Regions from separate parts of the Homo sapiens genome. Here all the other regions are linked to region 1. A link is a contact called in ENCODE Hi-C or POLR2A ChIA-PET data. All regions are on one chromosome and are shown on one strand. The core of a region is the stretch at or near the end of the contact, and the rest is flanking DNA. Distances in the headings are between cores, read along the strand shown. Region 1 holds the start of VAMP4 (vesicle associated membrane protein 4). Region 2 holds the start of RABGAP1L (RAB GTPase activating protein 1 like). Region 3 holds the start of NME7 (NME/NM23 family member 7).

The links. A loop is a pair of places that touch in the nucleus more often than their neighbours do. ChIA-PET counts read pairs that join two places held with the same protein, here RNA polymerase II (POLR2A). Pooled maps may share reads with other maps.
Region 2: a loop to region 1 is called in a map of CD4-positive, alpha-beta memory T cell, with 23 times the contacts of the local background. The contact joins the promoter of RABGAP1L here to the promoter of VAMP4 in region 1. A Hi-C loop is called at or near these places in 2 of 168 maps with a recorded cell type or tissue (CD4-positive, alpha-beta memory T cell and naive thymus-derived CD4-positive, alpha-beta T cell) and 10 of 50 pooled maps. POLR2A ChIA-PET finds 5 or more read pairs at or near these places in 1 of 52 experiments (BJ).
Region 3: a loop to region 1 is called in a map of CD8-positive, alpha-beta T cell, with 17 times the contacts of the local background. The contact joins the promoter of NME7 here to the promoter of VAMP4 in region 1. A Hi-C loop is called at or near these places in 2 of 168 maps with a recorded cell type or tissue (CD4-positive, alpha-beta T cell and CD8-positive, alpha-beta T cell) and 8 of 50 pooled maps. POLR2A ChIA-PET finds 5 or more read pairs at or near these places in 1 of 52 experiments (A673).

Annotation. Positions count from the first base shown.
Region 1 is chr1:171,740,649-171,743,409 of GRCh38, forward strand. It overlaps VAMP4 (vesicle associated membrane protein 4), which reads right to left and starts at 1,417. Exons shown (of 8, transcript NM_003762.5): 1 at 1,262-1,417.
Region 2 is chr1:174,158,113-174,160,873 of GRCh38, forward strand. RABGAP1L (RAB GTPase activating protein 1 like) reads left to right here and starts at 1,408. Exons shown (of 26, transcript NM_001366446.1): 1 at 1,408-1,545. RABGAP1L-DT (RABGAP1L divergent transcript) reads right to left here and starts at 1,175. Exons shown (of 4, transcript NR_121197.1): 1 at 1,052-1,175; 2 at 775-878. RefSeq lists silencers at 1,114-1,513, 1,634-1,813.
Region 3 is chr1:169,366,475-169,369,235 of GRCh38, forward strand. NME7 (NME/NM23 family member 7) reads right to left here and starts at 1,323. Exons shown (of 12, transcript NM_013330.5): 1 at 1,234-1,323. The coding sequence starts at 1,236. It overlaps BLZF1 (basic leucine zipper nuclear factor 1), which reads left to right and starts at 1,721. Exons shown (of 7, transcript NM_001320973.2): 1 at 1,721-1,868. RefSeq lists enhancers at 1,160-2,359, 1,299-1,800, 1,463-1,542, 1,801-2,300.

The DNA.
Region 1 (2,761 bases), core at 167-2,666:
GAATGCATGGAAAAACAGATGACAAGGCAAATTACTGAAGAACTTGTGCTTTTAACTATTATCTGTATTTAGATTTTAACCCCTGCAATGAGGCTGCCTCAACATCCCAAAGCAAACAACGGGCAGACTTATATAATGCCTTTATAAGACATACAGTAAAACTACAATCTTAAGGATGAGCAAACACCATATTCAGGTCTCTTAATCCCAAGAAACCATGTGCAACAAATAGCCCATCAGCAAAGCAGTAGGCAGATTAATTAGCTACCTTGATGAACTTTGATGTTATTTGCAACTGATTATTAGTAACTGATATGTGTATCAAACAACTAGTAGAAATAAATCATGCTCAGAAAGTAGACTAGGATATAGTCTGCCTAAGATTTCTCCTACAAAAAAAGACATGTGAATTCAGCTGTTTGTGACTAGGTATACATGTAAATAAGAGAGCCATCATGTACTTCCACATTGAGGATAGACCACCACTATACAATTCACTCAAATGAGTCACATCACCGTATGCTTCTTATACATCAGCATATACTTAAATGTCTATGTGTGCGTTTTTGTAAGTAGTACGTTATCTAGTCAATAGCTTTGAATCTGGGCAAAGGCTCTCCTTTTCCCAGCCTCCATTCTCTTTCTGATTCGTCTTCCTTGTCTGTCATCAGCCTTCTTGCTTGATGCAGTTTCACAGAAATAAAGTGACTTGGATGGACACAGACCGGAGATATTATTTGCAAAACCTGTCAAGTGTAACGATTCACCCCCACCTTCCGGTCATTATAAACACAGCAGGGTTGGCGCTCTTTCCCCCGGGCCCTTTAAATACACAATTTCAGGCAGCTCCGTTCACCCCCCACACCCAATCTGTCACACCAGGCCACGTCCCACGATATATCTGCTCCTAACGCTGGCCCTTCCTGCCCCATTGTACCCCCTGGAATTCCTCACTACATCCCACTCTTAACAAACCTTCCCCATCCATGGTACTGTTCTCTTCCCATCACCCCAGAGTACCCCTCAATTCCAATTCTTCTCTCCCTCAACTGCTCCTCGTCCGCATACCCCTGTCCTCGTCTTCCTTCCTCACGGCACCCCCGGCCCCAACCTTTTCCCACTCCGGGGTCCCTTCCTAGATCCCCGAGGCCCGCCGACCAGCCCGACTAGGACGTCGGGGGGCGGCAAGGCAGGGGCGTCTTCTTCGTTTCCTTCCTCCTCACACCAGCCCCTCCCGCTGCGAACAGGCCAGCGCCAGTACCTGAGGCTCCCGGGGAACTCCCGGCAGCTCTCCCGGGCTGGCGGTGCTGGGCGGGCGGGGGAAGGAGTAGGAAGCCGAGGTAAGAAGCTGGGAGGGGGAGACAGTTGGTGCGGACCCGGCGTCGGCCGCAGCGCCGCAGCAGCGCCTCCGCTCATCGAGCCGATCGGCGCTCGGCGGCCTGGCGCCAGGCGGAGGGGGCGGGTCCAGGGCACGGAGATAATCGAGGAAGTCGATCCGCCGAGCCCTATTCACCTAAAAGAGCCCGAACCCACACGCAGTTTAGATGCATCTCTCCAAATTTATGCTGTGCTTTAGGGGAGGAACAACCACTGGTTGTCCACGTTCCGGTCGTGATCCGGCGTGCGTGGAGGGCGATTAGGGGAGGAGTGGGAAACTTCCGAGAACCGCTCGGGACTGGGCGCCGCGCCGGAGTGCGTGGCTGGGGTGATGAGGCGTTAGAAAGAAGGTGGTGCTTGGTGGCACATCCGTCCCTCTGGCTGACTACGTTGAGTGGCAAGTGGAGAGTGGCTCGCAGCTCGAGGACCTGCTTCGGGTTCGTCTGGGGCCTTTTCTGAAGAAAGGAGATCTGTTTGATCCCCTGTTTACAGAATTAGAGCTAGACTTGGAAAGAGATGTTAAGGCCAGGCTCCTCCCTTTAGATAGGAGGAATATCTGGTTCAGAGAGGAGATTGACTTAAAGTTAACACGGCTAGTTTAGATAGATACGGGACGAGGGCTCGGTGTTCTTTTCCCGGTATCCCTTAGTTGTAACCTGAAAGCCTTCAGGAAATCGCCCTCGCCAGGCCATTCCGCCACTCTGCCCATTCCTTCCTCACTCCCTCCCCCTCCGCCCAATTTGGTATCATGTTTAGATCTCCACGCCCGCAGTAGCTGTCTACCAGAAACAATTCCTAATTTTGTTTTTCCGTTCTCTTATTTGTTTTATTATCCGTTCCTCCCACGCCCCAGCTGGATTATTTTACTCATTGAATCATATTCACTACACATCTTTTAAAATTAATACAGTATCTATGGGTCCTTTGTTGATACAGTATTTTAACTGTCTGAAATACTGTGCCAGGCACTTTCTAAAGACATAAAAATAAGAGGGGGTGTTCAAGAACAAGAGTAGACAAGAAAACAGCAGGAGGAAAGATCTGCGGACACTAAAGGAAAGGAAAGAATAGACACCCTCTTACCAAAAAGTTGTTCTTCTTTTGTTTGATGTTTATTTTTATGTAAAAATGTACTAACGAATTTGAAAGATGCCATGACTAAGGCAACGATGCTCCACTCTGATTCACTTGGAGTTGAATCACTTGGAAAGCTTTTAAAACTACGTAGGTGCCCACGTGCTACCTAGATTCTGATTTAAATGTTCTGAGATTTAGAAACAGCCGTTGAGTTGTCAGTTGAAGGTTCTGAAAGCTTAATGCTAAACTCAGTTGCCTGTGTTTATTCAGTCCAAGTTGCTGTCCAAGTCAGCAACTTGGACTGAAA
Region 2 (2,761 bases), core at 158-2,657, 2.4 Mb after region 1:
AGGAAATCAACAGATGATTTATGTTATTCTAACCCTAACTTTATTAAATATAATAAAAACTTTCAGCATTTATTGTCAGGCCCAGGGCTAGGTAGGCTCCTGAGATACAGAAGTTAATAAGGGAAGCAGCCCAGAAGGTAGGGGAAACAAAAAAATAGTTACAACACTCTTGATATGTCTCAGCATCTATAGACATTAACATCAGGAAAAGCGGGGGTGTGGGGGGAAGGAATTTGTCAGGGAGGGCCCTTTGGACAAATGTCACGTTTCTCAGAGTAGCTTTTAAATATGGGTGGGAAAATGAGGGCAGGGGAATTGAAGTGGGATAGAAGGGAGATATTTAAACTAAAGTCATTCTATGGCTGCAATCACTGGACACTATATTCACTTATCCATGCAATCACATTCATTGAGTGCTTCCTATGAGTTAGGCAGGGTGCACAGTGTAAGATACAAATGAATGATACAGGTTCACAGCGGTTGTCTAGTGGGATAAAATGCTGCACAGGGCAACCTGGATAAGCCTGACATGTTAGGTGCCACAAAACTACAGAACAAAGTGCTAAGGAGATTCGGAAAATTTACAGGTCATTTCTGGTTGCAGGATCTAGAAGAAGGATGTCCACAATTCAAGGATCAGTACAATCTTCGTAGCGAAAAAGCGTTGGTTTATTCTACCTCTACCTAGTTTGTACCTCAACATCTTTTACCCCAAAGGATAAAAAGGTGCAAATGAGGGCACATTTTCTTCATATAATACGTAATGGTGCTTACTTATTGCTTTCCTGTTCATTCCCCGCAGGTGATTTCCCTCTTCAGTCTCCCCCGAGTCTCACAGAAGGAACTAACAAGGGAGCGCTTCACAAGCACACAGACACCTTCAAACAGGCGCAGAAGAGTACTTGGTGAAAAAGTATTCTTTCAGGTGACTTTCCTTAAGATTACTGAGCATTAAGAATGAAAATATGTAAACCAGGTTTACGAGCAAGAAAATAATCTCTCCACATTCAGAGTTAATCTTCCGAACTCAGCAACTGCCAGTAGAACGCACCCCGGTCAGGGCGGGCTCGCGGGCGCGGTCCCACCCCCAGGCCCCTCCGCCGCGGAGGTTCTCCAGCGCCGCCCGTACTCCCGCCTTTCGCGCGTCCCTGCTCTAACAGCTCTGGTTCTGTCAGGACCTCACTCCTCCGCTCCCGGCGCAACCGCGGCCACGCAGCGACGTGCACGCGCGTGTGCGCCGCCGCCGCCCGGCAGAGTGGGCGCCTCCGACATCAGGAGCGCGCACGCCGCGCAGAGGGGCCTGGACGAGCGCGCTTCCGACCCGCCGCCACCGCCTCCTCCCCTCCTTCTCGGCCCGCCCCCTCCCTCGCCTCTTCCTGCCAGGCGGCCCTTCTCCCCTCCCCTCTCAGTTCCCTCCGCCCTCCTCGGGCTCCAGCGGTGGCGGAGCGAACGGGACCGGCCCGGCTTCAGAGCGCGAGGTGGAGGGTGGAACGCGGGCGCCTGAAGGAGTTGTTGTCTCGGCAGCGCCCGCGGAGACGTGAAGAGGTGAGGCGAGGACGGCCTCCTAGGGACACGAGGGCGGCCCGGCGGCCCGGATCCGCGGGCCGAGGCTGCCTGGGTGTGTTGGCGTCGGGCTGAGCCTGGGGAGGGTCGAGATGGGGCCCCAGCCGAGGACTGGGATGCGGGAGGACCGCGGTAAGGAGGGTAGGGGGCGGGTTCAGGACTGTCGGCCGCCTCCCGGACACCGCAGTTCTCCCAGGTGGCCGCTCCTCGCGGATAGGGCGGGCGGGGTCGGCGCCCTTACCTGGGGGTGGGGTAGTGGCTTTGGCGGCCGCCTCCTCCAGCTGTGCCCTCCTGACATTGCTGCCTCGGCGGCTGCCGCCCGCTGCTACGCTGTGGCTGCTGCTGGATTCGCAGTCCCAGCCGCCCTGCGTCCGGTGGGCGAGTGGTTAGGGTATTTTCTTACCCACACGCAGGCTTCTGTACTCGACCATTTCTCTCCCTCGCCCTTCCTCTTCCTCCGCCGAGCACTTTGCTCGGCTCCTGCTGTTGATGCTTGTGGTTTTGCAGTTTGGGATGGGATGCGTTCCGGGCAGATCCCTACCTGTAGGGAATGCCCCGCTTCAAAGTTGACCTCCTGAGCCATGACAAACACCTCCCCCCAACCCCCACCCACCTTGTGAGTGCTCAGTGTCCTGATAACTGAGTCAAAGTTTCTGAGACTGGGCTAGTACTTTGCACTGGTCGCCAACGGTACAGGGCTGGGCAGTGCGTCAGCATGTGGAAAGGGGCCACCGGCTAGCGGGAGGTGGCCGGGTGCATGGGAGCTGAACTGACGGGTTTCAGATACTAGGCAGTGTGTCCAGGTCCTTGGATCTCTCAGATAGGGTTATATTAGAATATGTACCAAAACTTGGGTGGTCACTTGCAAAATTGGTTTCATGCAAGTAAACTGAAATGCCAGCCTTATTACACTAATGGTAAGGAGAACTTTTGCTTGCCTGACAGATTTCAGCGCAGTTTGGAAAATGATTTTAAGGCCTTTATTTTTGGCACTGGAGGGGTTTAGGGATTTTTAATACATTTAAATTTCCTCGTGCATAGTGGGAGGTAAGTAGTTGCTTGTTAAAATTCTGAAAACACAGTTTCATGAAAACCTTCTGACTTTTCTTACAGTAGTGTTTATATTTGGCATCTTCCGTAGAATATCCATTAGTTATGATGTCAGAAGATACGGATGTGAAGTTTGCTTTTTGTGATC
Region 3 (2,761 bases), core at 73-2,572, 2.4 Mb before region 1:
TTTTCATAAGATGTGTGACTTGAGCACTGAAGAGAAGAAACTGGAGAGGAAAAGGCTGAACGCACAGGAAAGAAAAAAACAACTGGAAGCGAAATGTAACAGATGGAAGCAAATGAGATCAAGAGCAAAGATGGATGGATTATCCTTTAATATCCCTTTCTCTACACTAGAAATACAAGACTAAAGGCTCGGCAAAAATATAGAGCAATGTGTAGGTTGGGGGCATGAGGTTGAAGAAATGGCCTGTTATACTCCATCATGTTTAGAAAGGAGAAATGAAGAGGGCAAAAGACAGGGTTTGTAAAGGGAAGGTTTGAAAATGTCTTCACAGAGAATGGGTCAGGGGAAAACTGGGGTAACCAAAAGGATTGCTGAGTAGTATGAAGAAACAAGGGGTGGTGGGTGAGGGCTCTGTTTCTAAATTCATAGCTATAACTATCTAAAGATCTTTCTATCCTCCAGTCCGTTATCCATAAGTGCTTAAAAGATATGGTAGTTAAGTGAATTAACTAGAACCCTCTCAAACATAGGGGTGAATTAAAATAACCTATAGGCTTATTTAAAATGCAAATACCGAGCTCCATTCCTTTCATTCAGAATTTCCAGGGGTGAAGCCCAAACAGTGAATTCCAGAAGCTCTCCAAGCAATCCCAGGAGAAATTTCTGTTTAAAAAAAAAAGAAGAAGAAAGAAAAGAAAAGAGAAAAGAAAAGCAAGCACAGACCTAGAAGGTAACCAACTGGATAGAAGAGCGCTGATCCAACATACACCTGTTAATGGCCCTCGTGGGGGCGTGGGGCAGTGCTCTGCCACTCAGAAAAGCAAAAAGACTCCAAGATCTAGGGAGATTCAGATCAGTGTTGAGACAGTCACATACACACCACCCCATACTCTTAATAAAGCGCGTTAATGTGAATCTGTGAACATGAAAAATGCCATGATGAACAATGCAAACACATAATGTTTGTTCAAAACAGGTTATTAGACTCGATGCCTTACCCTAAATTTTCTGTTTCATTACTCTAGAGACTTAGTAACATTAGTGGAATTCAGGGTGCTGTAAGAAATACGGAGAGCGAGGAGACTGCAGGAACAGCCCGTGGGAAGGGGGAAAGAGATAACGGGGAGAAGGTCGGGAGGACCGGACAACTTTAAGTGCCCATCCGCCCGAAGACTTGGAAAGCTAAGTAAGTAGGACCCCAGAGCCGTTCTTCTGGCATCCCCTGGCACTCACCATTGTCTCAGGATCTCAGCACTAGAAAATAGGTATCGTTGAGACAGGAAGACACCACCACCACCACCATCATACGGTTACTCAGGCAACAAAGCCCCGCCCACTGTCGCACGAGGCGTGGGACGCCACCGCCCCACCTCTTCGTCCTTAGTGGCTGGGAGTAATCTCAGCTGCGTTCATCCAATCGACAGACCCGCCCCTCCACGCTGTCGCCTGGGGCTACGAGACGCCATTATTCTGTTTCCGGCAGTTTTACTTCCGTTTGTTTAACAGCTGGCCCGGAAGTTTAAGTGAATATGCGGCTTGGGCTCCAAAAGTTGCTGTACGGTATTTTATTTTAAAGTAGAAATCTGTCCGCTTTTCACTTACGGAGGCCTTACAGTGTGTGTTCTGTGTTACTTGAGTTTATACGCACTGCAGAATTTGTTTACCCTGCTCTTTTGGAAACGTATTCCGGAAGCGAAACCCTGAGTAATCGGAAGTGGTTAGGAGTGAGAGAGCTGCTGGATATGCGGAGGGACTGGGCGGGTCGGCTTCCGAATGGAAGAGGTCTGTGAGAAGTTAACCTGGTGATACCGATCCGAAGAGCCTATCAAGTGAAGCCCCCTGAAATACGGAGAATAAGAATCTTAGAGGTAAATCCGAGGACAAGCAGGTATAACTAAGGATGTTGGAAAGGGACGGAGGTCTGGCTGGAGCTCGGTGGCCAGTAGCTTTGGATTTAGGGAAAGATTGTTCCGGGAAGACTTTTTCAGACAGGGATGAAACTTAGGTTTCGACTTCCCCGGACAGCAAAGTTGACAGGCTTGTCGCTTCCCGGCCTATCGCTTTCATACCTGCTCACTCCCCCTACTTACTTCTTCACCCCCTCCGCTTCATTTGGCATTTGCCAGCAGGCACTCGCTGTGCCTGTACGTTTCGCAGAGCAGCTATCAAGGGCAGTTTCAGGGATCGTTACTCTTACGAAGGGTTTTTTGGATACCTCTTTTCGGAGCAGTAGAGTGTAAGTGTAGAAAAGTTTGTGACTGTTAAGAAAGTTAGTCGTCGGGTTCACTAATTGAACTGAGTTGTATCTAGTACTGAGAACGATCTTTTTTTGTAGTGAAACCAGTTGTCATCTAGTGTACAGTTTGTCATATTTATATCATTGCAGTAGCATCACCTTCTTATATGTTCTCTGGTAAATCTGAGTCTGTACTGTAAGACAATGTATACATTTCTGAAAGCATGGGCTCGATATGTTTCTCTTTTTACTTTTGGAGCTACACTATTTTAATTTTAACTTTTTATTACCAAAAAAGTATAAATTATGTTATCTTGAGTAATATTTTTTGTCGTTTGTTAAACATCTAAACAGAAGCTCCTTTTTGATATGTGTGTGTGTGTATACAAATTGTGTCGGTATGTCTCCTAAGAAAGTAATTACTTTAAAATTCCTCTTGTCATATGGATGACAAAACCACCACAGTAACTTCATTCCCTTTGCTTGGCTAAAATTCAGGACATACTTCTGACAATTTAGAGTGTA